Regions from separate parts of the Mus musculus genome. Here regions 1, 2, 3, 4, 6 and 7 are each linked to region 5. The links are chromatin loops, found by intact Hi-C in ENCODE. Cell type or tissue: gastrocnemius. All regions are shown on one strand. Each heading gives the region's core, and the rest is flanking DNA. Links, peaks and the distances in the headings are about the cores only.

The links. Hi-C counts contacts between places; a loop is a spot of excess contacts. Peaks named below come from ENCODE experiments on the same cell type or tissue, not always from the same donor. Only the 100,000 strongest peaks of a DNase experiment are listed, where the experiment ranks them.
Region 1: it touches region 5 in a loop (5-fold over the local background); 19 of 42 quality-filtered maps call a loop at or near these places.
Region 2: it touches region 5 in a loop (2.1-fold over the local background); 6 of 42 quality-filtered maps call a loop at or near these places.
Region 3: it touches region 5 in a loop (9-fold over the local background); 16 of 42 quality-filtered maps call a loop at or near these places.
Region 4: a loop joins it to region 5, with 5 times the contacts of the local background. A loop is called at or near these places in 8 of 42 quality-filtered maps.
Region 6: a loop joins it to region 5, with 7 times the contacts of the local background. A loop is called at or near these places in 5 of 42 quality-filtered maps.
Region 7: it touches region 5 in a loop (8-fold over the local background); 15 of 42 quality-filtered maps call a loop at or near these places.

Annotation. Positions count from the first base shown.
Region 1 is chr17:67,351,862-67,356,252 of GRCm38, forward strand. Ptprm (protein tyrosine phosphatase, receptor type, M) reads right to left here and starts at 2,598. Exons shown (of 31, transcript NM_008984.2): 1 at 2,096-2,598. The coding sequence starts at 2,168. In gastrocnemius, for the core only: CTCF peaks have their summits at 1,747 and 2,711 (motif pointing right); DNase peaks (open chromatin) are centred at 1,594, 2,011 and 2,821; H3K4me3 peaks cover 3,419 bases; H3K27ac peaks cover 3,576 bases.
Region 2 is chr17:67,163,855-67,168,245 of GRCm38, forward strand. The region is part of intron 2 of Ptprm (protein tyrosine phosphatase, receptor type, M); the gene reads right to left. Among named protein-coding and RNA genes, the nearest start is that of Gm52313, 120 kb to the right of the region's middle. In gastrocnemius, for the core only: no CTCF peak of the experiment used is centred there; a DNase peak (open chromatin) is centred at 2,098.
Region 3 is chr17:66,678,984-66,683,374 of GRCm38, forward strand. It overlaps Ptprm (protein tyrosine phosphatase, receptor type, M), which reads right to left. Exons shown (of 31, transcript NM_008984.2): 29 at 4,388-4,391. Among named protein-coding and RNA genes, the nearest start is that of 1700016K05Rik, 33 kb to the right of the region's middle. In gastrocnemius, for the core only: a CTCF peak has its summit at 1,863 (motif pointing right); a DNase peak (open chromatin) is centred at 1,874.
Region 4 is chr17:67,471,254-67,475,644 of GRCm38, forward strand. No RefSeq gene overlaps it. Among named protein-coding and RNA genes, the nearest start is that of Gm36152, 110 kb to the left of the region's middle. In gastrocnemius, for the core only: a CTCF peak has its summit at 2,096; a DNase peak (open chromatin) is centred at 2,102; H3K4me3 peaks cover 483 bases; H3K27ac peaks cover 1,520 bases.
Region 5 is chr17:67,583,254-67,587,644 of GRCm38, forward strand. The region is part of intron 2 of Gm36201 (predicted gene, 36201); the gene reads right to left. Among named protein-coding and RNA genes, the nearest start is that of Gm36201, 44 kb to the right of the region's middle. In gastrocnemius, for the core only: a CTCF peak has its summit at 2,112 (motif pointing left); DNase peaks (open chromatin) are centred at 1,476 and 2,124; H3K4me3 peaks cover 326 bases; H3K27ac peaks cover 654 bases.
Region 6 is chr17:67,666,393-67,670,783 of GRCm38, forward strand. No RefSeq gene overlaps it. Among named protein-coding and RNA genes, the nearest start is that of Lama1, 29 kb to the right of the region's middle. In gastrocnemius, for the core only: a CTCF peak has its summit at 1,802 (motif pointing left); a DNase peak (open chromatin) is centred at 1,799.
Region 7 is chr17:66,576,289-66,580,679 of GRCm38, forward strand. The region is part of intron 2 of Themis3 (thymocyte selection associated family member 3); the gene reads right to left. Among named protein-coding and RNA genes, the nearest start is that of Themis3, 16 kb to the right of the region's middle. In gastrocnemius, for the core only: a CTCF peak has its summit at 1,927 (motif pointing right); a DNase peak (open chromatin) is centred at 1,939.

The DNA.
Region 1 (4,391 bases), core at 313-4,312, 230 kb before region 5:
AAAGTGCCCAGCCTCTGTTTTCCAAAAGCCAGCCTGAGGGAGGGGGCCATGGGAGGTCCAGCAACAAGTCTGAGTTTTGCAAACAGGAACCTTGGCAACTTCAAAGTTTTACATTTTCAACATCTCCCAACAATCGTTTTTACACAGCCTTTCATTTCCCTTCTCCCCGCTAACATACAAGGATAATTCTAGATTTCCAAATAGAAAAGGAAAGGTGTTTCCATCCATACCAAAACACAAATAGAAATGACTTTCCCCCACCCCACCCCCCCACCCCCCGCAGCAAGAGGAAAATAAGGGTAAATGTTAGCTAAAGTTTGTTTTGCTAGTTAAAAGGATCCTTTAAGGATCTTTAAGAAGAATACCACTGAACCATACAAATACTTTTGCCCACCTCCTTAGACACGATTTAAGACTCTGCCACAATGACACTTGACACAGCTTAAATTTAAACAAACCCCATCTAAGAGACTTAGGCATGCTAACAGAGAGAAAACATCACCTAGGCCTTCAAACTTGGCTTTTAATACCGAGTTACGGGGCTTCCAAAGTGACACACGTTTACTTTATTATTTACTAATAAGAATACAGCCAAAATCTGTATCCACTTTTTATCAGACAGCTGTGAGTGCCTGCATCAACACCTCATCTGCAGTGAGATGGCCACACTGTTAGGGAGAAAGTAAGTAAGCTAGAGGAAGCGCGTTTCTCTACCGAAGTTGTCAGTTTGGGTTTCGTTCAACACATTGCACAGCTGAGTAGCAGCTCCTCTCCCTCTCTACCACCAACTATGCGCAAGGGTCTTGCTGCTCAGCACCAAGCCTGATGTAACCTATGTGCCTATTCCGTGCCTATGAATACAAAGGACTAGCATCCCAGGATGCCCAGAAAGGCAAACCTGATGCTTCCACTGGCCAGAGGTCTATGTGGCTTTAATGTCTGTAAATGGTACTCCTTACTTTCATGAAAGTTCCTTTCACCAATATTCTTTTTTAAAACAAATTTATTCAGCCTTCCCGAAAACACATAAAACCCCATTTTGCAATTCTTGTTCAAGGTTAAATGCGGCCCTTTTTATTAAAAGAGAAAGGTAACACTCCACTGCCACCATTGTGTGTGGACATTCGTGAAACTAATAAACACGAGGCAGTGTGCGCGTGTTGTCAGCGTTTGCCAAGCATCCACGTGCGTCCTCCTGGGACAGAAGATACCAGAAGCCCTGCTACTCTGTGCCACCCACCTTCGGTTTTGCTCCTGACCCCTGACTCTGGTCCAGATCCCTCTGTCTACACCAAGAGCTCCTCAAGGCTCGCGAAGCCTGGGTGAGCACAGCCTCCGGTTGGCTTGATGCACACAGCCAGTACGTGCCCCCTCCTTTCAGCTAGGACCCCCGCGCAGCTGAGCTGGGTTAGCAAGTTGTCCGGACCCGGGCTGCACACCTTTAGGGAGGCCGAGGATGGAATCTGGGCGCTCAGCCACAGTGGCGAGGGCTTGGGGAGCAGCAGATTCCTCTAGGATCTCAGAAACCTCCCGCGGTGCAGAAAGGGAACGCTGGCACAGCGAAGCCGCGCCACAGAGGGGACCCGCTGAGGTCGCCCACCGCGCCGGGCAGGGGGCGGCAGGGATGTCAAGTTTGGGGTGGTCGCCAGCTACACCTCTAGGTTTGACGCTCGCCGCAAGCTCAGCTGAGCACTGGCAGTCCACCGCGGCTGCCTCCAGGGTCGAGAGGCCCGCTCAGCGCCTACTCCCGGCGGCTACAGCTGGGAACTTTAGGCAAAGTTTTCTGCCCTTCCTGCCCAGGCCGCCCAAGAACACTGAGCCCCCATGCACAAGTCCAGGCCCTGAGGGTACAGGGGCCGAGATGGAGGTCCCTGTTTCTGCGCCCGTGCTTGTCCTGCGGGCTCCTGCGTGTACTGTACGGGCTCCGTGGCTCCACAGCTGTTTTCCTCCGGCCATCCGCCAGCCCGGCTCACCCGCTACGCGATGCCGGGTCTTCCCTGCCCCTGCCCGGCCCTGAAGCTCGCCTCGGACTTCTCCCACCCGGGTGTCGCCTACGTCCCAGGCGCCCCGGGAACGGTAGTGGTGTCTCGCTTACCTGAAAATGTTTCTCCGGCCGCAGTTAGCAAAAGTCCAGCTAAAGTCACCAGGCAAGTCCCAAGTGTCCTCATGGTGCTGAGTACGCGCCGGGCCGCCTCGGGGCGGCGGCGGCCGGTAGCCTCGGGAAGCCAAGGGAGACCCGAGCCTAAGCTGCAGGCTGCCAGGGTAGACGCGACAGCAGCGAAACACCAGACCCCAAAGTGACAACAGTTGCACAAGTCCGAAGTCCCGCGGCTCCCGGGCGTGGGGACGGCGTCCTGGATCCTCCTGCCCTCCCGCTGGCCCCCGCTTAGAGTCTGGCGCCACGGGGAGAGAGAGCGGAGGGCGCGCCCGCGGAGCCCAAATCCTCGCTGGGATCCGGTGATGAGCCCGCCTAAGCGCTACCCCTAATCGGGACCGAGCCGCCCGCGGCGCCGTGGCCGTGGCCGTGGCTGTGATCGCGCGCTTGTAGCCCGCCGCCTCTCCCACAGCCCCAGCCACCTCCGGCAGTGGCGCGCCGATGGCCGAGCCCGCGCAGGCTGCGCGCGGGGCTCCTGCTCCGCGACTGACTGGCGATGCCCCGCAGGCCGGCTGGAAGGAGCCCACGTCACGGCCGGGCCGGAGCCGCCGCGGCCCGCTAGAGGGCGCGAGCGCCCGTGTCCCCGGCCCCGGGCCAGCTCGGCCTGCGCGGCGCCTGCGGGCTCTGTGGGGCGGCCACCAGCAAGATGCGGGCGGGACCCGGCGGGCAGGAGCAACCTCCCGGGGCGCCACCCTCGACCCTAGCTCGCCTCCGCAGCGCCTCGGGTTTCCCACGCTGGCCTCGGGGACAGGGACCGCGCCCCAGCCAGAAGTTTGTCCCGGGTCACGGACGGCGAGTAGTTGGAGCGCGCCAGGCACGGGGCGGTAGTGTCCCGGGCGGTGGCGGTGGCGGCTGGCTTGCGAGCGCCGACCAGGAAGAAGCCAGAGCCGCCAGCGCCCAGGGCCGCTTGATCTGCTGCTTTCAAGGGACACACAAGCCTCTGTGCCCGAGCCCCGCGCCTGAGAAGCAGGATGCGCTTCTGCCGCTCCACTGCGTGGTGTCGCCGCCAGTGCGGCCCGGAGCTAGGAAGACAGCAGTTGCATGGAACCATGGATTGGGCAGAACCGAGGATTTCTGCAGCTGGTGCAAATGGAGAGTGTCTTGAAACATTTTAATTTGCCGTTTGGGGTCTGAGACGACTATTTTATTAAGTGAACACAAACGCTATTAATGATTAAATTAAAACTCAAATTCAAGATTTTATTTCATTTTATTTTATTTTATTTTATTTTATTTTATTTTTAAAAGCCGTTCTTCATCTTGCTCAGAGTACAGCCATTAGGGCACCTGTAGGTTATTTACCAAGCTAACTGCGGGCCATGCTGGTTAAACTAAGATCCCAATTTGTGTTGTGATACATGCAAGTAGGTTAGTGCTCAACAAGAGCTCTTACATTGCTTTCCCTGGGGGACCTTTACACTGTCTTTGGCTGCTTAGTGGTGCTTTAAAGACCAAAGAAATAAGTGACTCTCCCACTCCTCTGGTTTAAGGCTCTCTGGTGGCCCCAGAACCGGCCAAAGATGACGTTTGCGATCATCTCCCAGGACATATGTGACCCAGTACTTTTATGTCTTCCAGACCAAACACAAGACCAGCTTGTTTTCAGGCAGGAGTCCTCATGAGGCCTTCCATTCATAAATCTCAGTGTTAACCATTCACTTGCCACTATCCTATGCCGCCACTAGCCTTTATCTGAAAACGAGCCTGCTGGGCTTCTCCTGAACTTGGAAGGGAATTTTTGAAGTCTCATACTTAATTCAAAAGGATCAACAAGTGACAGAGGTTTAATCCGCCACTTGATTTTCTTGATGAAATTATACCTTATAAGATAATTGAGATTTGCTTTTTAAAAGCGAACGGTGACAGACACACCCCCCACCCCATTTTGATGCTTGTGGGTGCATCCGTAAAAAAGGTAAAAACCAACTGCGCTCTCATTGCTTTCCCGTAACATCTTTATGTTGGATGAAGAGATTGATATCATGTAAAACTCCATTCCTCACATGCGTCAATTCTTAATTATGTGTCAATTCTTTCTTTAATTAATAATTAATATTTTTTTTTACATTCCAATTGCTGCCCTCCCCCTCCCCAACAATACAATTACTGCAAACCACAGAGGAGGCATTGTGCTAACTGCTGAAGGCTGTTTTGGGCTGGTGGCTCCTTGAGAAACAGACCCTGGGCTAGGGTGACTTTGACTTGAGGTGATTCCCAAGAAGGAGAGAAAAGAGAC
Region 2 (4,391 bases), core at 148-4,147, 420 kb before region 5:
GTATATACATGTACTATACATATATAACCTACATCTTGATTTTAGTTCAGAACGCACCCTGGATGAGACTTACAACCTCCAGAGCCATAACCTATGAATATCTTTCCTTATTTAAGGCTAAGAAGTGTACAGTGGTTTGTTATAGTAAACACGAGAAGCCAACGTATCTGTCTAGAACATTCTTCCTTGCTCCATCCCCCTACCATCCACCGTTGTCATCCCTGGATGCTCAGAAGCAATATTTTAACAGTAAGTTGCCATCACTGCTATCAGCAGTTAACATTTTCAAGAGGTGCTGAGCAAGAGTTGTTGAGGAAGGAGTCGGGTTTGGAGCTACGCCTCAGAGTCACCACAGCGGAACGGTGGAGGTTGGAGTCTGCTTTGCGGTCAGCAATAGTTTTCTATCGTTCTAATGGCCACACTATGATTAGAATCACCTCCACGCTTACATGGAGCCATGGGATGGTGACTCCCTCGGAGACCTGGGTGCTGGGAGTGACGGTGTACACCACATAGCAAGAGAGCCTGATGCATGGGAGATTTTCAGTGATGGTGTGATGATGCTCTGAGAGATGCAGTCAATAGACAGATGCAGAGATGCCATTCTCTCTGTAGACCTGTCAGGCTAACTTAATGCAGCCACAACCCAAGCCAATAGGAGGTTCATGTCGATGGTTTTAAGTCTGTCAGTTTACAACTCAGATTAAACGCTACACATTCGTAGAAACAAAAGGGAATCCTAACACAGAATTATAGTAGAGCAAAAATAACAAACTCTATTTCTATTATGCTAGTGCTCTCGGTCACTAGTTTTTCTTCCCTGCCATATGGTTCAGTGATGATCTTCAATGCTCAATACCATTTCCAGCATCCACATTAATACTTTCAATAACCGCAGTCAGGGAGCATACTGTCATCTGTACTTGTCCACAAACAATCGTTGAAAGCCGTGGAAGCCTTTCCTAAGCTAATTAACACAAACTCCTCAAGCGGTCCTGGGAAAGAGACAGCATCCTGAAGCCTGAGTGATGGTTGCCAATAGCAATGGACTCCAAGCCAGCACGCAGGATGGACAGACAGACCATGCAAGGTGAGGTGACTCTAGAGATGAGGACCAGCAAGGGATACCTATGCCTGTCTCCAGCTGCAAATGGTAGAAGAAAAGTTCAGAGAACGAAAGAGGGAGGAGGCTGTGGTATCCGTGAAAAGGCTATGAGACCAAGGAGAAGGAACGAAACGGGGCATTTCTGAATGGGCTTGCCTGCTACACTTGCTAACACACCAACAGGCTTGTGAGCTCTAGAATCATCATGGATCTTTCTTTCCCCCGGGCAACTCTTCAGCATGTTTGGTATGGCATTTTCATGCTCACTTGGCTAATGATTGGAACTGCTTGTGCAGGGAGTCTGGACATATTCACTGTTCATGCCAATCATGGGGACACTGCTCTTTAAGGGCCTGGGGACATTTTACAGACAAACATCTAACTTGACTCTTATGGATAAGATCCTGGTTTATATACACTCTCCAAAACTCGACAGTCTTTGAGGTCCATCAGCTCCCCTGTGTTCTCATGGCTGCACACTCACGACAGGAGAGGCCAGTAATAAGGGAACTGAGAAAATGCACAGTACTGACTTCATGAGTGATTACTGAGATATCGTAAGAAATCTTTCCTTTCAGGAACAGGGGAAGACATGATCTCAAAGAATATGTAGAGAGGCTTTTCAAATCCTTACATGACTTTAGTAAGAGAATGGGGAATGCATTGGTATAACAAGAGTTAAAAATGTGATTTTTAAAATTAACACTTAGCATTGTACCAAAAACTATCCTGGAGAGAGCTAAAACCACATCCCCCAAGAGAGGGCAGGTAACACCCAGAGAACACAGGAGTTGGAGTGATACAGAATGGGGGTCCCCTGTTATAGCAGGAGTCAGTAACATAAGCAGGAATGGTATTCCTTAACAGAGGAATATAAAATATGTACATTATTATACTCATGGCAGACATCAGCACTAGGGGGAGAGCCATGTCCTCTGGCCCTGTGCCAGGGGCAGGAATCATGTCATTCTGTCCCCACCAGGGCCATGCCCACTGGCACCCCTGGATGTGTGTGGAGAACAAGGGGGCACTGGGGAGGAAAGAGGAGGATGTACAAACTGCTTGGAATCAAATTCCTTTGTGCTGGAAGCCTTGCCCAAGACTGAAGCGTCCTGCTGGCCTAGTGTCAACAGTTGCTACATAAGACAAGCACTCTTGGTCCTGTGGCTCAGCTCCTATGGTTGGGAACAGTCCAGGAGATAGTTTTGGATCAGGGCTAAGTTCTCTATGGCTCTTGACTTCATGCAAATTAAGGATGACAAGAATGACTGTGGCTTATCAACTTTCATAAAAAAAAAACTGAATCGGGGTAAATATTTATGTAGGTGTTCAACCTAATTTTAGAGAGACGGTAATGTCACTGACATAAACTCAAAGAGATGCTTACCAAAGGCTGTGAATGGGAAAGGGTAATTGGGAGTTGCTTAGCCAACGTCAGGGCTCAGCTCATTGTCCCGAGGGGCAGCTAAACCAATGATGATGATGATGACCTCAACACTATTTAAATGCACATCTGTATGTTACCCAATCCCCTGTGATTAGTTGTAACAAGCCATTCTCAGAGGCCTGCACTGAGGTCATCACTTCAGTAGGTCACATAAATAGAGACAATCCACCACATCGTCTACAATACTGCTGACATTTTCGTCAAAGTCCCTTGGAAACTTCAGTAATTAAAAGATGCCTCCACTATCAAGAAGAGTCACCCTAAAGGACTTCTAAGCAAAACATGGCTGAGAAATGACTGACCTGGTGGGGGGAAGGGGTGTTGAATCAGGCAAACCAGAGGACTTTCAGCCACGGTGCATTTGTACCAAACATAGCCAAAAATGATTGGCATCAAGACTGGAGAGTTCAGTGGTTAAGAGTACTTTCTGCTCTTGCAGAAGACGTGGGTTCGGTTCCCAGCATCCACAAATAGTAGGTATGAGAATAGACATTGGTAGATTACAATAGATGCTTTCACCATGAAAAAATGTCTGAGAAGATGCTGCTTTTGGTATCATTTCAACAAAAGCCATTCTTCCAGCTTTAAGGCGACGGTTGAAATGACATACTTGGCTCTTCTGTTTGTACAGACACAATCATGGGAAACACAAATTGCTCACTACATTATTACATAATCAAACATCTCTGAAATATCTAATTCTGACTACCCTATTTTTCGGGTTCGTTGAGTAGGCCACATTTTTCTGAGAATGTCAATGACGGAATTAGTCTACACATTTACACATTTTAAATTCCATGCTTTTGCTGGGACTGCCCTCCCTAATGACAGACTCTGGTGGCTTGACACCAACACACCTGTGTGATTTTCATTTCAAGACTCAACAATGGATTGTTGCCAGAAATAACTAAACAGCATTAATATAATTTATTTGAACTCTCAAAATACCACACATTCTTAACCCTGAGTAGTTAGTTACTTGTTACCAGTTAAGTAGTTACTTGTTACCAGTTACCAGTTAAGGCAGCATACACAACACTTTCTCATTTGAATAAATGTTTGCGCCAATCCCAGATAATGAATGATAACAAAAAAAATCATAAAGAAAAAGATCATTAAGAAAAGCTAATGGGCTCTAGTGGTAGATCCATTGGCCAACACTTGTCTTATAATAAGTCTGAGGACCTGGGCTCAACCCCCAGAATCCACAGAGAAAACCAGGACTAAGAGCAGACACTAGCAATCTCAGTCCTGGGGATGGAGACGGACATCTTGGTGGGGCTCACTGGCCAACAGGCCCTGACAACTTAGCACAAGGCCAAGGAGCGACCCCATCTAAAAAAAGAACCAAAACAGAAAAACAAAACAAGGTGGCACCTGAGGAACAACAGTAGATGTTGTGTTTTGGCTTTTGGCCTATGCATGTGTGTGTGCACGCATACATACACACATGCATACATGTAAACATACATCATTCCAAACCATTCCCCTTAAATAGTCATTGAAAATACTTTTATCATAACTTCCAACAGGACATGCAACATTTTGTAGAATGCAATCGTGACATAAAATTTAGAACCTACTTTCCCCTCCGTGAACATTACCTGCTGTTTTGTTTGTTTCTGGCCTCAGAATTGAAACTCGGGATATCTTGACTACTCGACAGTATCTCTCTCACTGAGCTCTAACTCCAGCCCTAGGAGTGGCTTTAAATATCAATGAATGCATGTGGACAGCCTCCTGTTAACAACTTCAGAGTATTCTAATAGAAAGCAATCCAGACCACCGCAGTCACTGAAAGAGAATGGGTTCAACTATCTGAAGATTAATCTCAATTCG
Region 3 (4,391 bases), core at 190-4,189, 900 kb before region 5:
TTTTTTTTTTTGTCACTGGAGATGAGGGATTGGACTTCATGAAGAGAGCCAGAGCAGGAGTCTTACAGCCTCTGTGGGGATCCATGCATTGATGTGTCTTGGCCCCAGGATGTTCATCTTACCCATAGGACGATGTTGGTAAGGATTTTCACCATCAAGTTATCATCCTTCTCTTAGTAGTTAATACGCATTTTGGGGTGAGAAACCTTGGGACTATGTAAATATACTGATTCTCCTCAATCACCCTTGATTTTCACACACAGGGGCAGGTCTTGTTTTCAGCCATTAATTACGACTGTCTTATTTGTCTAATGTTGGCTTTATATTTTCTTCCTGTGTTCAGCATTCTACCATAAGCAATAGCTCTCTCTCCTACCATTTGAAAATGTATTTGTTTTTATTATTTATACTGACCTTGACAGGTTGGTATAGTGATGAATAAAAGCTGGGAACTGTATTATGTGTGCTAAGATCTACCAGTCACTATTTTCATTGCCCCCCAAACAATCCTGCTCTAGCCATGAGGAGTCCATGTTCTTACCGCCTTCTTCTTTTTTTTTTGGATCACATCTGTATTTTCTAGAATGATCTTCTTGTACTCTCCATGCACTGGCTTCTTTTGTGAGAGGTAACTAGCCTTTCCCACATTCTTAAGCCTGGCACTGCTATCATTCTGAGGGAGTGGCGAGACACAGTATGGACATGGTGGCTGGAAGACAGCTTTGTGGAGTAGATCCTCTTTCCTCTCGCTTTTATGTGAGTTCTAGGCAGGCTTGTGCAGCAAACGCCTTGACCTGATGAGATATCTCATTGGCCTAACATGGCTGGTTGGATATCACTGAGTATATAACTCTCCAGTAGGTATTGGAGTTACGTTTTGCAAATGTGCATTCGCTGGCTCTATCGGATCCACACACAGTGTCTCCGTCAGCCCCCGAGTTCCTCCCTTCCTCACACTGCTGTACCCTGGTCAGTTCTACAGCATCTCTAGCCCTTGGGAACATTGTTTTGTGTTGTCAAATATTCAGCCGTTCTGATGGGCAAGCAGTGGTTTTAATGAGGATTTTTCCACTAAACCCCAAATGGTGTTGGTTACCTCTCTTTAGATGTTTTTGTTTTTGTTTCCCTCTCTCTCCAGTGCTGGGAATCAAACCCAGGACTTTGCGTATGCTAGACAAGGGTTCTACCATGAAGCTACACGCCACGCTTTCTCTTCCAACGTGTGATCCTTGTTAACCCTTTTGCTCATTAAACACTAAGGGGTTGGATGTTCTTGTTCTTACGGTTTGCAGATGTGTGGCTTGCAGCGCCCTCCTCCTGCTTTCTCTCCTTATCTATGCACACCTTGTAAATGAGGTCATCATTTCAGTGAAATTCAGTGCATCACCACATCTCCCCGGTGGCCAGTATTCTGTGCCCTCTCTCACTCTTACTCAGCCCTCGCTAACCTCCTGCTCTCGAGGAGTTCCTCCCACGTGTTCTCATGGAAGCTCTGCTCTCTGCTTTCAACAGCTGGGGATGGTACATCCAAAAGGAGTGAGGTGGATGTGTCCAGTGTCCCCGCTGCCCTGCAGTCACTTGCTGTTGGTCAGGCGACACAAGCGCATCTGCTTCTGCTTCTGAGTTTGCTCTTTGTACGGATTTTTCCATGGTCCTTGCTCATTGGCTTTTTACCTCCTGTTTCAACAGCTGCTCACGACCACGTCCACTCTTTCCACAGTTTCAGAATGAGGACATAGTTTTATTTTAAAAACAGTAAGACATTTATAAGAAGGAAGAGAATTCTCTGCATACACTCCCCTGAGTATCATCTGGCCTAGGGAACCACTCCACCTGCAAAGCTCTCATGCAGGTGTTCTCTGCCCTCACCAATAGGTGGCGCTGCAACATGCAGAATACCTCACAGAGGACTGCTAAACAGCTTACAAAGCTTATTATTATTATTGTTATTATTATTATTTTAACTTCCTGACCAATACTGGAAGATACCAGTTTAAACCTTCTTGTAAGCGAGGAAAAGAAAAGAAAGGGAGAGGAAAGGAAGAAGGGAAGGAAGGAAGGAAGCAAAGCAAAGCAAAGCAAAGCAGTTTCTCTCCAGGTCTGAGTATCACACCCAACATTATACCCAGAAAGCAAGGAGCAGCTGCACCGGGAATTATGGGAGCTTGAGGGTGTGGTGCCCCAACAGAAGATAAGAAGGGAAGTCAGGTAGGCAGGGGGGGAATAACAGACACCCCCCACTCTTTGTGAAAGCCAAATTGCCCGCTCTTAGAGACACCACACAGAACGGGTTGTGTCTGCTTAGCTTGAGGGTCACAGCCGGCTTTTGGAAGAACGTTGCCTGCAAGGCGCAGTGATGGAACAGGCCTTTGCATATTTCCTTCATGCCCCTCCCTCTTTCATCTATCCCCACTCGTGACCTATTCTTGAGGGTTCCAGAACTGAATTCTGTTAGAAAGCTAGTCCAGGCTCACAATAAGTTACACTTCCAGATATGATGTGGAAGGGCTATTTGAAAACCACTTTTAATAGTAAGATTATAAACAACTGTTCGGGGACTGCAGCCTGGCAGTAGAGCACTGGCCTAGCATGCCCAAAGCTCTGGATTCTATCTCCAGGACCATGAAACAAAACAAAAACAACCCCATGCAAACCAAAGTCTTACAGATCTAATGTCAGCTAACTGGATGTTAATTTCCCTGCTGGGATTTTTTTTTTTAAATAGCTTAGGTTCTTTATTTCTTTTTGTATGTTAGCTAGGAGTTCATGTGCACTGGGCTCCAGTGACCCAGGCTCCTTCCCGTCGTCCTTACTGAGTGATCTTGTCTGGGCGGGGCAGGCTGGAGCAGCAGTTGGATACAGGGGTTTTTCTCTCTGGTTTCCTTTCGGTTGTTTCCCTTCCGTCATTTCAGGAAGCCATCTTGGCTCGCAGAGCGCTTGATAGGCTCAACCTGCACATCCATTGGCAGGGCTCTTGCCTTAACTCACTCGCTTACAAAATGACGCCTACGACGTGCTGAGTGATATAGTAGACTCTTGTCCAGGGCAACGCTTACGGGGTGTTTCTGTGTGAGCAGTGCCCATTCCTCGGATGGTGACAATATCACCCTTCTTGTAGATTTGCATGTACCTGGCTTCCTTCCCCTACAAGTCCAACTCTGTATTTCCTAAGAGGCCTGGAGAACATAGTGTGTGTGCCTATTCGATGTTAGTACGTGTCATCATGGCAAGTTACTGGAAGATGGCTGCCTAGGCCGGGGAAGAAAGGCTGCTGCAATTCGATCCACTGAGTACGGTGAACGCTTCTTTTGAGTCTGACGAATAAGAAGGGGGATGGAATAGATTTCTGAAGCATCGAGTCCATGGATAGGAACGGAGAGGAGACAGCGGTGAGGGAGGGGTATAGTGCTCCTCACAAGACAGACGGGGAAGACTTAGGTGGGAGCTGGGATGTTCTGGAGACTCTTTCCAAGGGACTGAGGAGAATTCAGGGCTTCCACTGCCTGAGGTAAGGGCAGGGAGCAGGGGATAACCCGGCCTCTTACCCACTTGCCACATAAACTTAGGGTGGTCTGGTCTGCAGAAAAGCTCATTGCCCTTCAATCTGGGACTGATCTTCTCATATGGGTCTAAGGATTCTCCTCAGAAACACAGCGTATGCTCACACCCTTAACTGGCCCAGATGTCTGAGCACCTTCCCCGACTGCCATGCTCTTTAACTGCCTGTTCCGTTAGGCCAGTTCAGCTGGATAGTTAGCTGTACATCCCTGCCAGTGAGAAAGTGTGGGTGAAAGTGCTCTGGGAAGCAAGGCACTCTCTCCTCGAGGCTCTCAACGTTGACAGCATGCAGGACTCATCCAGGAGTTCTCCGTGCACAGATGCCCGGGTACCACGTGGAGACTGGGAGTTAATTGGTTTCAGTGTGGCCTGAAGGCAATGCTTACTGCCACTGTACACGTCCCATTGGAAGCATCTGGCTGGAGGCTTTTTTACATTTTAGCACCTACTACAACTGTTGCCCTAGATGTCACCCTTAGAGGACACTGGTTCTGCGCTTGTCAACTTTCAGTCCCTGTAACAAACACTGGAATTAAACAGTTCATATGGAGATGACGGCCCACAGCTCTCCATGACTGGCTGGTCCTGTGGGTTCAAGCCCGTGATGAGGCATTGCACCACTGGGGAAGGCATGTGGCAAAGGATGGAAGACACAAGAAGGAAGAGCGCAGAGTCCCAGGTACCAGGACTGGACTATTAGATTTAAAATGGTGAATTAAATCAAACTCTGTGGGGCTTCTAGTTTCTTCTGTATGTACAGCAAGGGGAAGGCGAGCTGCGTGGAGGAAATGGGGCACGTCACCCGAGGTGAGAGCTCTGGGATACTCACAAGC
Region 4 (4,391 bases), core at 98-4,097, 110 kb before region 5:
ACAGTGTTTTCCAGCAAGAAGCAGGCATTAATGTTGTTTACTTTTTATGCATTTGCCTCTTAATTCTCAAAGTAAGACAGTGACAGAGTCATTAAAATAAAGGTTTAAAAGGAGCCAGCAACGACAATTGAACTAATGCTCTCAGTAGCCCAACCCAGGTTAATGGATCTCTTCTCTGTACGCGCTGTTGAAAGCCATGAAACATCTCATTTATAAATCTCATGTTTTTTTTTTTTTTTTTTTTTTTTCATTATGAGCTTAGCTCAGCTTGTAACAACTCTGCTCACTGGTATTTTCAAGATCCTCACTGCTGGTCATGGGGCTGAGAATGGAAGAGAATTTCAGGGTACATGCCCACCCCCTCACTGTCCACGAAGTGGAAGAGAAGAAGAGTGGACCTTGAACAGAAGGGACAGTGTATCTGGAAACACAGTCATGGTCCAGGGTCCTCTCATCCTGAACTCCTCAGCACAGTGTGTGCACACAGGTGCCAGGCTCCTCTGCATCAATCCATTGTCAGGCTGCCATTTTTGTACAGTGTGTCTAAGAAGTGGGTCTCTCTTCCCCATAGATCTTTGTCCTCAAATGCTCAGACTCCCCACTTGCCTTCGGCCCTGCCTGTTCCTAACTGGCGTGCTGCATATGCAAAAGACGTTCCTGGGAAGATGCTAGGCTCCTCCCTAACCTCGTGTGGGGAAGGTAGTACCTGTGAATGATACAGGGCTGGGTCCATCAACACAGCTCTCAACTCCTCATGAGAACAGGAAGAAAACACTTTGGACTTATGAGGAAACCTGTGGGGGAGCAAATAGCATGGCATCTGCAAGGTAGATAGAGAGCTGACAGAGATGGTCAGGGTGCTGTGTGTGTCAGAATGTATGCTGCTGCTCACTTCAAATACATCAAGGGGGGTGGGGTGGTGGTGGTTTTGTCTGTTTTTCTCTTGTAGTCTGGGGGTGGAAGCCAAGGCCTTGTACACGCTAAACAAGCTCTCCATCACTAAACCATCCCCCATGCTCCTTTTACTTTCAATTTCAAGGTCACACTGAGCTGTCCAAGCTGACCTTGAACTCACTCTCAAGCCCATGCAGGGCTTTACCAAACTCAGTCCTCCTGCCTCAGCCTCTAAAAGACCTTGGCATCCAGGCCTGGCTATGAATGATTCTTAATAAAGACGTGCTTTTAACCATCAGTGCTGGGGGGCGGGACTGGGAGGTACAGCTCAGCGGTAGAACCTGGGCTTCCAGAGCAGGGCGCACACAAACAGAAAATCCCCTTCTTAAAATAAAACGGTGCAGGGAAACTGGCTATGACGGGAATCAGATGATAACCACCTCTAAATGAGTGGATCTCTTGTTTGCCAGTAGAATAGTTAGCTCCTAATAGTGTTTTGTGCAGTTTTAAAAGAATCCTCATAAGGCAGTTTTAAGAGTACAAAGCCACCTACCTACATGAGAGGCAAAAAGGATTTGAGTAACAGCACATTTTATAAGACTGTAAGGGAAGTGAAGAGTCTACCCTTCTCTCAGGAAAGGACTGGAAACCCATCTTCTACGTGTAAGACAAAAGTGGAGGGTCTCTTACCTGTGTGCTGACTGGAGGCTCTATCCCAGCTTCCAGAAAAAAAAAAGAATTACATCTTTAAAAGCTGACTATTTTCTTTTACCTACTTATTTCCTATCAACTTGATATCTAAAAACATCTAAGGTGTGCAATGGTCTCTTTTTCAAACTGTAGCATTGACCAACTATCATAAGCCCACAAATTAATGTCTGTCTTTAAGTCTGTGTCCCTGAGTTTCCAGGGATGTGTCCCACCCCAGGGCTCCGTTTTCAGTTTTCACGGATGCCTAAAGCATTTGAGCCTGACACTGCCTGCTGGCCTAAAGGTCAGGCTGGATGTAGAAAGCACAGCTGAGGGGGCTGTGCCTGTGTGGATAGCACTTCTCTGCTGCTAGACTGCAAAGTGGAAGAACCTGTAGACTAATTCTCCACAGATTCAATTAATGGATGGAATTTCACACAGCAAACAGAAAGACCTGTTATTCCCTCTGCAAACTCAGTGGAGTCTTGAAATAACAGAGTGCGGCGCCCTCTGGGGAAGGCACTGTGCATAGCAGGAGCAGCCCCATTGTGACAAGAAGCAGCTGGAAGCTCCTAGAAAGGTCTCTGACCTGACTCCTACCTAGTAAACAGAGCTGTCATCTCACAAGCCCTACTGACCTCAGCCCCTCCCTCTTGAGATGTGCAGCTTCACAATCTTTTTTCTTTTTCTCTTCACTCTTTTCTCTTCCTCTCCCTTGGAAGTTCTCTTGTTTGTAAGTGTGGCCCCGGGAGAATGAAGGATGCAAGTAATTTAATGACCAGAAATTAGGAAAACACTTTGGAGTTCCTTTCTTAAGTCTTTTCCCCCAGGGTTTTCATTGATTCTTGGTGTAAACGGCCTATCTCCCCCACCCCCTTTCGACCTGTTGTAATTTCATAAAATAAATATATGTTTTATGCTTTTTTTTTCCCTCTATGAGTCTGTATTTCATCCATGTGTACAATGAAGGAAAATCATCAGGAGCCTGTTTGATGGTGGACTGGAGACCAGAGGGCAACCAGGTGACCGGATCAATGCACCATGACACACTTTACAACCCAACATGCCTTTTTTTTTTTCTACTGGAAGCTAAGAGGGACAGGGTGCTGCTGAGACAGGTACGTGGCTGCTGAAAGCAGACTGCATGGGTGTTAATTCAATGCCCCCCACTTCCTGGGGGCAGCCTTGGACGAGGCTTTGCTTGTGGAGGACAGTGCAATGTCTATGGTGCACAGCTAAAACACTGCCCAGCGGCTGGAAGCGCATCAGAAACCAATGATGACGTGTGAGCAGCTCTAACCGGAAAACGGCTGGGTTGGCATTTTCAGAACGTTGCTTCCGCTTTCTGTTCTCTATATATTATGGCGCTGGTGCAGCACCCAAGGGCCTGGGGTAGCTAAGGGAAGCAGTCTCCACGTATACTCTCAGCCCTTACATCATAACATCTGGGAACATTTTCCATTTTGTGACTCTACTAGCTAGAAGCAAGGTTTATGATTTTATTACAGGAATCTGCATATCGCAGCATGGATAAACACAAAAAGAAATCTGTGTCATCTGAAGAAGCCATGAGCCTGAGGGAGCAACACAGATTTGCGGTGTCAGAAATGGTTGTGGAAACAAACAAACAAACAAACAAACAAACAAAAATATCACAGCCACCTTTGCAGCCTGACCTGGAACTAGAAGTATCTGAAAGTTTAAATTAATTAAGTCAATTAAAGTGATCTAATTTGTTAAATTTAAATAATTTAATGGTTGGTTAATAAGTTTTAATTAATCACTTTAATTTGAAATAAGTCAGGAATAAAAACATCAAACAACTAATGTTTTTGATAGTAAAATGATGTGGTTTTTATCCTGTCGTCTGGAACAAACCAGAATTTCGATCAGGTGGCTTGGTCTAAGGATTGCCTATTAACTGACAACTCCTTACTCTTCGAGGAATCTCAGCTGAAAATGAAATAGAGTTAGAAGCAGACACTGAAATCTAGAAGAGTAGGGATGGCGCTGGCCTAGGGGAGCATCAGTGGTTTAAGCCTAAGGAGAGGATACACTTAGTGTGTGGTGAAAGGCTGCTTGAGTAGGCGGGTCTTGGAGAGCAAGGCTTGTGATTGGCACAGGGTAGAGGAGAGTCCCACCTACCTGCCCCACCTACCCAGCGACAAATAGGATGAAACTAAAGGCGGACTCCTGCACATGAGAGAGCATGTGTAGGAAGCATATGTGTGTATGGATCAGGCGCCTGTGTGTGGCCCAGTGCTTATGCACAAGGCTGGAAGAGGAAGAAGGGTGTCCTATATCAGTCTCTGCCTTGTTTTTTTGAGGCAGAGTCTCTTACTGAACCAGAGCCTGCATTTTCTAGTGGGGCTGGCAGCCAGCAAGCCCCAGGGAGCCGGCGCTGGAGTTTCAGGTGTGTTCATGACTACCCCTAGATTTTCTGTAGGTTCAGGGACCTGAATTCAACACCTCCTCTTGACTGCCGAGCCATCTCTCCAGAACTGCCTGTCTAGGTTTGTTTCGTTTTGATTCCTTGAAAAATAATTTACAATTCGTTGAAAGTTTGGAAATTTAGGGCTGTTTTGTTTTTGCCTTGCAGGGGGGAAAAAACCCCAAAGCAAATATGACTTGAAGTTTGCAAAATAGTCTCCACGGACAGAGAATGAATGAGCACAGGGAGAGATCCAGCAGGTACCCCGCAGTGCGCAACTTGAGCTCAGGGCTCTGGTGCTGTCTTAACTCTGTGACACAGTCTCAACTTTCTGCTGAGAGGCAGCCATCAGAGTGCCCACTGGGTGCTCCCTGTG
Region 5 (4,391 bases), core at 210-4,209:
TGGACCTGCCCAACTCCTCCGACTTTTGCTTTTTTTCTGAATAAAATCTCTTGCAGAAGGAAACATGCCAGCAAAGGAAAAGGATGCTTATGTGTCGATTTATTAGATAGGGCAACCGAGTCCCCACTAATGGAAGCCATTAGAAGTGTAGTAGCCACTTCAGAAATCCATTCACTCAATTCCTCATTCGCGTCTCTTTTGGACAATAGACTCACAAGGACATCTTGCCCTGCAGTTCTCCCTTGCATCCTATTTCTATGGAAGGTAAAATCTCGAGAAGAAAGCAGGGTGACGTCATAGGGCCGGGTAGCTGGGAAGAAACCGGCAATCCTCCTGCAAAGAGAGGAAGTCAGTTACCATGCCACAGTGCAGAAAAATAAGAGGCAATGAGTCAAAGGGGCTCCTTACTGCAGGGGGGGGTGTTCCACACAGCCACTGGATACTTATGTTTCAATGGTTCATGCATTTCTTGATGGTCACGGGTAGGGGGTGGGGTATCATGGGAGAGACAATGATTCTGCTGTTTTCTGTGGGCTCCAAACCCATCTCCTGGCCTGATTCAGCACCTGTCAGTTTTCTTCTTTCTGTAGCGTCTCAGTTTAAAACTCTATTTGTAGCTCACAGTTTCCTTTCTGTTTTGTTTTAAAGTTCTTGGTTTTGTTGAGACAAAGTTTCACATAGCAAGGGCTGGCTACAGATTCACCCTTGTCAAGGGGGACCTTAATCTCCAGACCCTTTTGTGTTCCAGGAAGCCAAGATTGCAGACCTACATATACCACATGCCTGGCTCGGTTTACAGTGTTTGTGTGTGTGTGTAGTCATGTACATGTCTGCATATGTGTCATATGTGTGTGCACATGAGTATGTGGTTTGTATGTGTATACGTGTCATGTGTATGATGATGTGTATTTCTTCTGTATGTATGGTATGAGTGCATCTGTGTCTTTGTGTCTGTATGGTTCTGTGTGTATATGTGGTATGTATGTGGTTTGTTTGTGTGTGTATGTGAGGTGTGTGTGTATTTCATGTGTATGTGTGGTATGAGTGCATTATCATGTGTGTCTGTTTATACTCATGTGTGTGTGTGTGTGTATGTGTGTGTTCATGTACACATGAACCTGTCATCACGCATGTAGGAGTCAGAAGTCAACCTCCAGGGTCATTCCTTGGGTGCTGTCCTCCCTGTCTTGGGAGACAGTCTCTCCATTGGCCTGAAGCTCACTGATTCCCCTAAATTGTCTGTTTGTGAGCACCTGAGATATGTCTATTTCTATTTCTCTAGCTTTGGGATTACTAAATCGAGCTGCCATGATTGGCTTTTTAAAGTGTTCTGGAGACCAGTCTCCAGTTTTTATACTGACACAGCAAGCACTTGTCTGCCTGAACCACGCCCTCTCCTTCGGTTACAGTCTAGATCTCCTTCTCTCCGTCCAGATGGAGGGAAGAGAGCCTACTGACCAGCTGCTCTCACACCAAGAACTCAGTGATGCGTGGGGAGTGCCAGTGGCTCTGGAGATTTGTTAGATGATCCAACGAATAAAGGAATGAGTGAGTGTACCATTGCCCCCAAACCCTCTGCTGGTGTTCTGTGTGTGTTCAGCAGGCAGGAAGCGAGGTGCTCTCTCCTTGTGAAGGGGAAGTAAGCCCCAAGCTTGCAGCCTGGTCACCTAGATGTCCACCTAATGTTCTGGGACAGGACATTTTTATGTTCTCTTACTTAATCCCACTTGCCTCGGGCAGGGTAACAAGTAGTTTCTGCATCTTAGGATGAGCCTGCTATAGGCTGGCATGCCCTTATGTTTGAAGAAACCACTGGGAGCCATTAGGAGGGGCAGCATCTCTGCAGGTGAACACAGAATTTCTGTTGTTTCTGCCCAGCTTATACCCTGACTCCCTCAGAACCCTGCTCTAGGAAAGAAAGTAACCATGGGAGAAGTCTGGCTTCCTATTACCCAGTTGGAGTCACACAGTAGGAAGCAAATGAACATGGTTAAAGAAAATGGAGTACATTTCTGCCTTGGCGGAGAAAAATATATATAAATTTTTAAATGCACTCGATATTGTCTCTTGGTGGTGGTGGCTTTAGGAGTGGGACTCCTGAAGTTAGAGCGCCACCTGCTGTCCGGTTATAGAATGGTTTTGAATAGATGCCTAGAGAGCTACAGTTTTGGACACAAAGGTCTGTGTTACTGAGACAGAAAAGCACACGTATGTGACTGCCTGAATCATGTGGCTGATTCTAAAGCAGGGGGATTTCCACAAGTCTGAAAAGACTCTGGGAGAGGCATGGCCCTGTGCAGCCAGAGGCTGCATGGAGAAGCAGATCTGAAGGGTGCCCACACTTTCTAGAAAGACTTGGTGACTGAAACTGGAACTAAACGGGTAATAGGCAGAAATAAGCAATTATGTCTGCACATTGGATACAACCTTTTCCATGGAATCACTGAATTCTGTGCTTAATGGGTGACCTAAGGGGAGCTTTGCCCATGGGTAAAGTCATTCTCTTATATATGCTATTTTAGGGTGTTGGAGAGAATATAAAGGCTGTGGAATTACAAAGTATTGGTAAAGGTGATGTGAACATCATTGGTTTTCCCCCTCCCTGAGCAGAGGTGGACACCTTTCTCTACCATCCCTAACTAGAAACGAAACTCTCCTAGGCAAAAATGAAGCACAAGATTAACATAGAAATATCTAGAAAAGGGAAGCAGGGTTGAGAGAAGAGCTCTGTCGAGAAAGGACCTTAGTTCTGGTCCCACGTAAAGAGCCAATATGCTCATGTGGACTTATCTCAGAATTGGGAGGCAGAGAGAGGAAATTCCCTGGGCTCCTTAGCCAGCCAGCCTAGCCTCCATGGCAAGTTATTAGTTCAGTGAGAAGCATGCCTCAAACAAACAAACAAACAAACAAATAAACAAAGGTGGGTGTCTTAGTCAAGGTTTCTATTCCTGCACAAACATCATGACCAAGAAGCAAGTTGGGGAGGAAATGGTTTATTTGGCTTAAACTTCCATACTGCTGTTCATTACCAAAGGAAGTCAGGACTGGAACTCAAGCAGGTCAGGAAGCAGGAGCTGTTGCAGAGGCCATGGAGGGATGTTCCTCACTGGCTTGCCTCCCCTGGCTTGCTCAGCCTGCTTTCTTATAGAACCCAAGACTACCAGCCCAGGGATAGCACCACCCACAAGGGGCCTTTCCCCCTTGATCACTAATTGAGAAAATGCCTGACAGTTGTATCTCATGGAGGCATTTCCTCAACTGAAGCTCCTTTCTCTGTGATAACTCCAGCTGTGTCAAGTTGACACAAAACTAGCCAATACAGTGGGGATATGGAATGATATATCGCTCGGCAGTTAGAACATTAGTCACCCTTTGAGAGTGCCCAGGTTTGATTCCCAGCCCTTGCCTCACAACTCACAACCATCTGTAACTCCAACCAGAGGATCCAATGCCCTCTTCTGGCATCCACTGGCACCAGGCACAAACGTGATACAGACCAAACACCCATACACACGAAATAGTAATAACAGTGGTGCTAATGACTGGCAGCATCTGGCCTTTGTAAGCCACACAAAAACTCATAGGTGCCACACGTGCATGTACCCACACACACCCAAATGAAGGAAACACAGGTTTACATGTCATGTGTTGCTTCAAAAAGCAAAGGGCTTAAAATTCAATCCTCCCCCAAGACCTGTTTGGGGATATATGTGTGTGAACACTATGTCTTGTGACATGTTAGAGCTACAGATAAAATCCAAAAAGAAACGGTTGATGAAGGGGGAAGTCAGGGGTCGTAGGAACTAGAAGAGACAAAGTCTGCCTCATGGTGTGTGTGCTCTGGAGGGCTGATGTTAGATAGCTGCTTTGGTGAGCTCGACTCTTCATTCTGCCAACTCAGTCCCTCAGCCCTCAGTCTAGAGAATCTGGATATGGTGGGACGATACATGGTCTCGTATGTAATCAACCCTTTGGCTTTTTTCAAGGTTTTACTATTTCCATTTACTTCCTGTGGAATTTATGTCACACACACACACACACACACACACACCTATGCAATGGCCATGTGACTTGTCCCTTGTCCTACTAACACTGAAGTGAGCCCCCTGTGTGCATGTCACCTCTCTAACTACCATTAAATTCCTCTCAACCTTATTAACTGGCACCTGAATGGAATCAAGTGGCATTTGCAGACAGATGCCAGGGGACCCTAAGTGCTTCTAGTCTCTAGCAATTGAATTATGTGCGGTAAAAATTTGATGTCAAGGATGGGGTTTTGTTGTTGTTGTTGTTTTTTGGTTTTTGGTTTTCTTTTTGTTTGTTTATGCACTGTAATTTTCTAAACAGAACATCTGCATGGCTAAGTATGACATAGCTGACTGACGGTCAAG
Region 6 (4,391 bases), core at 228-4,227, 83 kb after region 5:
AACTGACACAGTAACTATATTGACTGTGATCTATTTTACATAGATCACATAGCACCTCAACTTGGGGTGGCATGGAGGCCTCCTGGACATCACTGGAAATCAGTCTAATATCTTTGAGTCTCACATCTATGTCCAGAATAAACAAGTGTATTGTGGAATCTAAAAAGGGTCTGTCATGGGCGGGATGCTATTGGATCCTTGACCCCAAGTCCAAGATATAAAAATATTAAGGGCTGTGATGTGTGCCATGCACCCCACAGGAGCCTTTCTGGCACCTTCTGCTGGATGCTGTGAGTCTTGTCTCTTAGCTGTGACACTCCCAGTCTGTCTCTGCTATGTCCTGGTCCCCCTTTCTTCTTATCTGTGGAGACACCAGTCATTGAGTAACAGCCTGCCCTACTCCTGTGTGACTCCAACATACTTTCATTACAGACGCCAACAGCTGATTTGCAAATGAGCACAGGGTCTGAGGTACTGGATTGAGGCCTTATGTGAGTGGCCAAAGGAAGGGGCAGTGCCCAGCCCAGGGAGGTCTGGAGGAACTTTGCTGGCTCCTTCCAAGACCCTCACAGAGTGTCTCTGCTGCCTTTCCTGGCTCAGCTGGCTAATTCTCAGCACTCGTTTCAGCCTGGTGGGGTTGCTCTCCATGGCGTTGGTGAGCTCTGCTTTCTCTTCCTCAGCCAGCTCACCCACTCTGCTTCGGGAACCTTTTCTAATCTCAAGTTCAAGGTTGTCTCCAGTCCTGTGCATTCCTTCAGCCTCCCTCCCCCACTGAGCTCTCTAAGAATGGCAGCCTGCAAGGCTATTAACTAGTATGGATCCTGACAGTTAGGTTCTGGACTCTTTGGTGACAGTGACCAAGTCATCAGGCCACCTGCCCATGTCCTTAACCAGTTCTCCTAAACCCGGCAAGAAGGGATGCTGCAGCCGGTAGCTGAGCTCCAAGGAGACCAAGCATTCCCCCTGCAGGGTAGAGGAAGGCAGACAACCTCATGTGACAGAGGGTAGATGCTTCCAGAGACTAAGCCGGTCAAGCAGGCACCATCAGGGAAGCTGAGGGAGAAGGTGTGGGGATCGAAGGCTCTGATTGGGGAAGGGCGTCAGGAAGGTTGTGTGGAAGAAGGGAGGGTGTGAGAAGAAAGGAGATAGGAAAGGAAGCCTGCTATGGAGAGGCAGGGGAGCTTCTTTAGTTCCACTTTTCCTGTAGAATCCTCAGAAGGACCCAAGGAAGGAATGGGGCTTGGGGGATGAGCATCATCTAAATGGTAATGTGCAAGCCACACAGAAGCTATACTGTAAGAATTCTCTCTCTGTGTGTGTGTGTGTGTGTGTGTGTGTGCATCTGTCTGTCTGTCTCTGTGTGTATGTGTCTGTGTGTGTGTGTGTCTCTGTGTCTGTACCCCAGTGTCTGTCTCTCTCTTTCTCTTTCTCTCTCTCTCTCTCTCTCTCTCTGTGTGTGTGTGTCTGTCTGTCTGTCTCTGTGTGTATGTGTCTGCGTGTGTGTCTGTCTCTGTGTCTGTCCCTCTGTGTCTGTCCCCCTGTGTCTGTCTCTCTGCTGTTTCTCTCTCCCTCCCTCCCTCCCTCTCTGTGAGAGAGAGAGAGAGAAAGACAGAGAGACAGAGACAGGGAGCTAGAGCAAAAGAGACAGGCACTGAAACAGAGATTTCTGCTAAAGACCAAGGAGATGATGGAATGAGTCTCTGATGCCAACACAGGAAAGCATACTGTCACAGTAAAACACAACCAAATTAGGACACTAGTTCTGATAGAGTGGGTTCTCCAGCTGTGTGGATCAGCAGCGCCATCTAGTGGGGCATCGAGCTAAGAATCACAATCTTGAGCTCAGGGAAGTCCGATACCCTTCACACCAAAAACTAAGATGACTTCTCTAGAGTTCAGTGTAATTTATTTTAGGTTAGTCTAAAACCCTAACTAGAAAACTCTCCATTTTACCTCTAACATTACTGGGAGGGGTTCTGGGGCTCTGGCTGGCCCAGGCACACTCCATCAGGGCACCTGGCAGGGGGTATCCACAATTATTTGTGCATACTCATGGTCCTGTAAGAATCTGCCTCTTACTTTGAGTTCTAGAAGATTATTTGGGAGAGAACCTTGAGCCTGCTTAGAAATGTTTAGATTTACGGTTTTTGTTTTCATTTTAAAGAAATGGTGATCACTATGTCTATGGTCACTGTTATTTATCTTTGACTGTGGGTGCTTTCTGGACAGTCTTCCCCAGCTCTTGGACTACCAGCTTTGGAATGTAGCTGCTGCATACCTATTGGCATTTCTGAGTCTGCACCAGCTCTCCCAAAAGACTACCTTATTTCCCAACTAGCGGGGTCATCTCCACCCACGTGACCTGTAGCCTAAAGTTACAAACATCTAATCTCAAACTCCTCTCCTTTTCCTTTCTTTAGTTTAGCGCAAACATCCACCCAATCTCTGCACCGGCGTTCTTGGAATTGCTTGTCTCTGTCTGGTGTCTTCTCTCAGGGCCACAGCCGCAGCCTTATAGAAGCACAGGACAGGGATTTCGGAGAGTCCAAGGGGACACATTGATCACTCAGGATTCCAGCCAACATTACCTCAGAGTAGATGTCAATAAGTGGATAAATGACTGTCAAGTCAAAAACATGTCCGTTTAAGCAGCTGTTATATTTAATGTTCATTCATATTTGATTGCATTAAAATTGTGTGATTGTTATATATTATTATTATTCCTTCTTGAGACAACAAGCTTTCTCTATGGACAGCCCAGGCTGCCCTCAGGCTTGAGAACCTCTTGTCTCTGACTCCCCAGAGCTGGGATCATGAGTGAATGCCACCACACCCAGTCTACCTATTTTGTCAGAGCACTTGAGAGTGCAGGGTGGTCATGGCTCACCAGAACCTGAGAACCATAAATTAAGTTATTGAATAGTTGTCAAATAATTCAAAAACAAAATAAAAGAACTTGTTCTCTGAGTTTTGTAGCCCAAATTTTATGATACACTTCATGTGGGAAGTCACATAGAAAAACTTAACAAGATTGCCAGTTTTAGCAGATTGGCTGGAGCTATTCAAGGTTCTGTGTTGGGGACTCAAAGGCTCAATGCTGAACTCAGGCACTGGTGTCATCTGCACTGAGATCAGGAGAGTGGACATATTCAATAATGTGGTAACACTGCCTCATACCGCCATTTTGAAACCCAGTTGTTCAACAATTTTTATTTATTCTTACTAAAGAATAAATAAAAATTGAGCATGAGCCAGGCAGTGGTGGCGCACACCTTTAATTCCAGCACTTGGGAGGTAGAGGCAGGGGGATTTCTGAGTTCAAGGCCAGCCTGGACTACAGAGTGAGTTCCAGGATAGCTAGGGCTACACAGAGAAACCCTGTCTCAAAAAAACAAAAAACAAAAACAAAACAAACAAACAAACCAAAAACAACAACAACAAAATTGAACATGATAGTTGTACCATTAATCCCAGCATGCTGGAAGCTGAGGCAGGAGGATCATAAATTCAAGGCCTGGATAGGCTACAATAGTGAGCTCAAGGCCAGCCTGACCTAGTGGATGAGACAGAAACAAAGCTAAAACCAAACCAAACATCCCCAAAGAATGACATCTTATAAAGGAATTATGAGATAAATTGTGTTATATTTTCAAGATAAGTACTCTTATCTTATGCCACTACCTCAGCGAGGTGCTTCGTCTTCCTTTTGTCCGTGTATGTAAGTAGCGGGATGGGTTTCTGCACATGCGTCCTGATTCTGCCTTCTGTGGCATCACGCTGGTGATAGCCACAGGGAGCTATTTCAACCACAACAATTGGCAGACATTACAAATCAAGACTTTCCCCTAGAAAGCTGATGGCTAAAAATGTACAACACACATACATCATGCTTGTCCAAAGGAAGAAAGAAGTGGCACTAACCAGTGGCCAGTGCTTACAGGTTTCTCTCATGTGGCTGCTGTTGTCCTCATTACTCTCTAGCCATTATTTAGATGTAAATGTCTTGATGTTCATGCCTCTAACTCTCACATCAACCCTGAGCCAAGCACTATTGTGATTCCCACTTTATAGGGGAAGAATCCAAGACACAGGTGTGCTGGGAAACCTAATCAAGGGGCTGGAGAGACTGCTCTGTGATATGGAGCACTGGATGCTCACCCAGAGGACCTGGGTTCAATTCCCAGCACAGGCATGGCAACTCACAACTGTCTGTTCCAGGGGAATGGACACCATCACACAAACATACATGCAGTATATAGGAATTTTTTTAAAAAGGAAAGAAACTTAATTAAAAGCTCATTGAGTGATTAGAATATATGTGTGTGTACATATATATGTATATTTATCCTAGTATATATAATTACATACTACATATCATATTAGAATATTGT
Region 7 (4,391 bases), core at 232-4,231, 1.0 Mb before region 5:
GGGCATGCTTGCTTCATCTCAGTGTTGGCGTTTTAGCTCTCGGTCTAGACCACTGTTGCTTCTGGTTCTGTGGGAAGATAACACAACTTAGTGGGAGCTCATGGGACAAATCTGTTTACCTCATAGAACACAGAAAGCAAAGACAGAGGGAAAAGAGGGGCTGGAGTTTCAACATTCTCCTCAGAACCCTCAGTAACGTTCCACTAAGCTCCACTGCCCAGGAGTGCTAAGGGCTGTGGCCCAAACCTTTAGGAAGCCTTTATGGAACAGTCTAGATCCAAATGACAGAAATGATTAATAACAACAACAAACAATTATGACAGTTTACCACAAGAAAAGTTACATGGATACTGTGTCTCTCTCAATGTTACTTTTCATTTAAAAGAAAGACTTTGTAGCTTTCCATTGGCTCATTAAAGCTACTCTTGTGCTTTGAGACCATTCGGGAAATAAGGCCAGCTAAAACTCAGCACCGTGAGATTATGACATTTTATCTGATAACTCAGATTTAAAAATTATAAAATCATGCATATAAAAATTTAAATTAATTATATATGACATATATGATATATAATATTTATCATCATAAATTATATATAATTAATTTATTATTTATTTTAAATTTTATTTACTAATTTTATATATTTATAATTTATTATTTATTTATGATTAATTTATTCCGTGATATATGTATATATTCCATTATTTAGATATATACATATATATGCATATGATGGAATAAATTAATTGGCTCAAAGTGGTTTCCATGTAACTGAAGAAACAAAATCTAGGAGGGAGGTGGTGGTGGTGGTAGGGAGAACTAATCTACAGAAGAAACAAACCAAACCAAAACACCCCACTAAAAACAAAGCCAAGCAAATGAACAAACACCTGGAACCAGCCTGCAAACTCCCACCAGGGATAGGAGTGATTCATCCTTTTTTGGCACCTGTTCCATTCCAACTTTATGCAATGAAAGCATGTTGCTTGTGAATAGAAAGTACAATTAGCACTTACAAGGGAAATGAGAGTGGCATAGGTTTATGCCGCTGAAGTAAAGTCACTGACATAGACCTCTTCAGGGACAGCCCGGCTCCCTAACCCATCTCTAACAAGGGTGGCTGATTTTCTTTCCAGGCACTTATATCAAATGCAGAATTTTTATCAAGTTAAACAGAAGTCCCAAGTCTACCCGCGGAGTCATTGTGCATCTCAAATTGTTATCTGTTGTCTCTTCCAGAGAATAGGAAGCTGCAAGCTCATTCAGCGTTTCTAGAAGTTACCATGCCACTCCTTTGAAAGTGGATCAATAAAGCTTTCTATTAGATTTTTCTCCCAGGTACACAGCAGTCATAATTAACAACCTCAGCTGTCATTCAAGCTGGAGCTCATCAAATCTAAAGACCACAGAGTGTGTCCTCTGACAGCGCCGTGTATGTCTTCCTGAAAACAAGATAATGCCAGGCCAGCGGGAGGCCTATAAATATTGCATTCAAGAGCACCGACATTGACCTACAGTGTCTGACAGAAACATAAAGAATGGATGGCACTGACACACTCTTCTGCGATTTCTATTCCCAAAGGTAGCAGCATCAGGCCCTGAAAGGCCTTATACCTATCACGAATCTTCTCTTACCACACAGAAAAGGCTAGAACGCTTTTTCCCCTAGCCTAGTTGATAAATTGGTTCTGTAGAACCCACACAGATGAACGTGGCTTTCCTTAAGTCAGAGAGATTTCCCAGAGTTGAAGATTCTTGTTACTTCTTAAACCCACCCTCTCCTCTCCAGCTGCACAAGAGCCCTAGACACACTTATACAGCACCAGGAGGAGACATGGCTTTCAAAGACTCACATAGGAGGATTCCGAAGGCACACAGACTGAGAAATGCCCAGGGCAGTCGCTTCCCTAATACTGCACAGGATCACAAGATGGCGCTGTCACCACAGCAAAGATGCTTAGATCCATTTCCCTGCTGCGGAATTCCTGGCGGGAGACTCACCTAGGCCCAGGTAGGAATGATGCCCTGTCCTGGTTCCATGTTTGGGGATGTTTGTATAATTAAAGTGTGTGCTTTCAGTTTGTGACTCGGCCACTCTAAAGTGTTAACAAACAGTACGCCCACACCACAGGAAAGCCCACCTGTCAACATAGTTTTCATACCGTCGCTCTGGGCGGCATAAAATTCTTTCCTCCGTAAAGAATACATAAATGGGGAAAATAAACTGTACTTAAAACTTTGGAGCATTTTTTTGTTCCATAAATTCTAATCATATCCTAATCATAATTTTCAAAGTAGTATTTTTATTTTTACTACTCACAGTTCCTTCCATCCAATTCACCTGCAAGGTCCTTATTCACCACCTCAGTTGGGCTGCTCGGTTTTCTTTGGTCAACTTGATACAAGCTAGCTTCATCAGGAAGAAGAGACCTCAATTGAAGGGATACCTCCATCAGCTTGGCCTGTGGGCAAGTTTGTGGGGTATATTCTTCACTGATGACTGATATGGGAGGGCCCAGCTCCTGGTGGGCGGGACCATCCCTGGGCTGGTGGTCCTGGTGCTATAAGAAGGGAGCAAGCCACTAAGTAGGACTCCTGCATGGCCTCTGCTTCAGCTCCAATTCCCCTCAGTGACAAACTCCAATTGTAAGCTGACATAAATCATTTCTTTCCCAAGCTGCTTTTGGTAATGGTGTTCATCACAGCAATAGGAACCCTAACCAAGGCACAAGGACAGAGCTCAAGCAGGGCGAGTGGTGAGTTTCCTGACAGCTCATAACAGCACAGTAGTCACGTAAGACAGATTATTTGCTGGGCTGTTACCCCCAAAGGTACCTTTCACCCCCCTCAGACAAAGAGGTCTGGCACACATTCACTAAGTCCTGGAGCAGGAGAACCCTAGTAGGCAAGTTACTGTGCCACTCCTTTTTAAGTGTATCAATAAAAGCTTTTTGTTCCGATTTTGTCTAAGGTACCTGGCAGACAGGGGCGGGGAGGCTCCCAGGAGCTTCCAGCTGGGAAGCGCAGCAGGTGCTCAACCCACGACTCCAGGTGCAAGGCCCACACCCACCTTCATCCCCATCTGCCCAGCACCTGTTCTGGGAGCCCCTTGCTGTCCCTCGAAGGGACTATACTTCACAGATTCCAGCTGGAGGACAGTGACATGGCTGAGAACCTCTCACAGGGGAGTAGAGTGTACCAAAGTGAGTGAACAGGACAAGATGTGGTGGTAAGAGTCACACTGTCACCAGTCTCCAGCGAGGTCCTGAGGGATCACATGACAACCTGTCCTATAGCAGCAGAGACTGGTGGAAAGGCTCGTGTGAAGGTATAGAGATGGACAAGGGCACAAACGGACTCCCAGGCATGGCTCCTTATGTGACTGTTGTGTTGTATCAAGTTGTCTAGAAAAGCACCCCTCTCTCCCCTCTCCCTCTGACTTTGTGCCTTGGTTAGTGTTTCTATTGCTGTGGTAAACACCGTGACCAAAACACAACCAGCTCTGTGGTGCACAGGCGGAGGCAGAAGCTGGGCTCTACAGTGTTCAACCTTACCTAACTGCTCTGCAGACAACATCCTGTTTGTTACTGATGAAAGATGCCGAGGTTCGTAGTGATTGTCTGCTTTTGTCCAGCATCACACAGGACAGGAAGTTAAAAGGTTGGAAAAGGAGGAAGGCCTGGGGAGACTAGCAACAGCCGGAAACGGAGGACAGAGCTCCAGGTTCCAGCAAACTTGACGTTATGCTGCACCTGAGCAGCCTGCCCATTGAGCCCCGTGACCTCCATTGTGCCTCAGACCCACAGCAAGGTCTTGGTGGGGTAACTGGGACTCACAGATGTTAACTCCAAGGGCTTTGCTGCCGAGGAGCTGGGGTGTGGCTCCCTCATTAGGCTGTAGGCCACCCTCTGCTCTGTGCGCCCCTCTCTCTGTGGCCCTTGCTTCTTTCTGGAACCTTCTGTCTGCGGCACACTCAGGGCTTCGCCCGTTTCCTCCACAACTCACTCTACCTGCTGGGTACCAGTTGTGAGAGTTAAGAGTGACTACCAGATTTGCAGGATCTAGAATCACGGAAGAGACAAGCCTCTGGGCATGTCTATGATGGAGATTCTCGGCTGGGTTAACTGAGGTGGGGAGCCCAACCCTAAATGTGGGCTGGAGTCCCAGACGGAAGGTAAAGGAAACAGAGCTGAGCGCTCATCACTGTTTCCTAACGATGGATACAATGTGACCGGCGGCCTCAAATAAACCCTTTTTGCTTCTTTGGCCTCTCTCTGTCTGATATTTTGTGTTGCAAGAAAAGTAAACAATAAACATGAAATACAAATAGTGTCCCCAAGGGAGGATTCCCTTTCTTTTGTGGGTCTCTGGGATGAGCATTCAGCGCCAA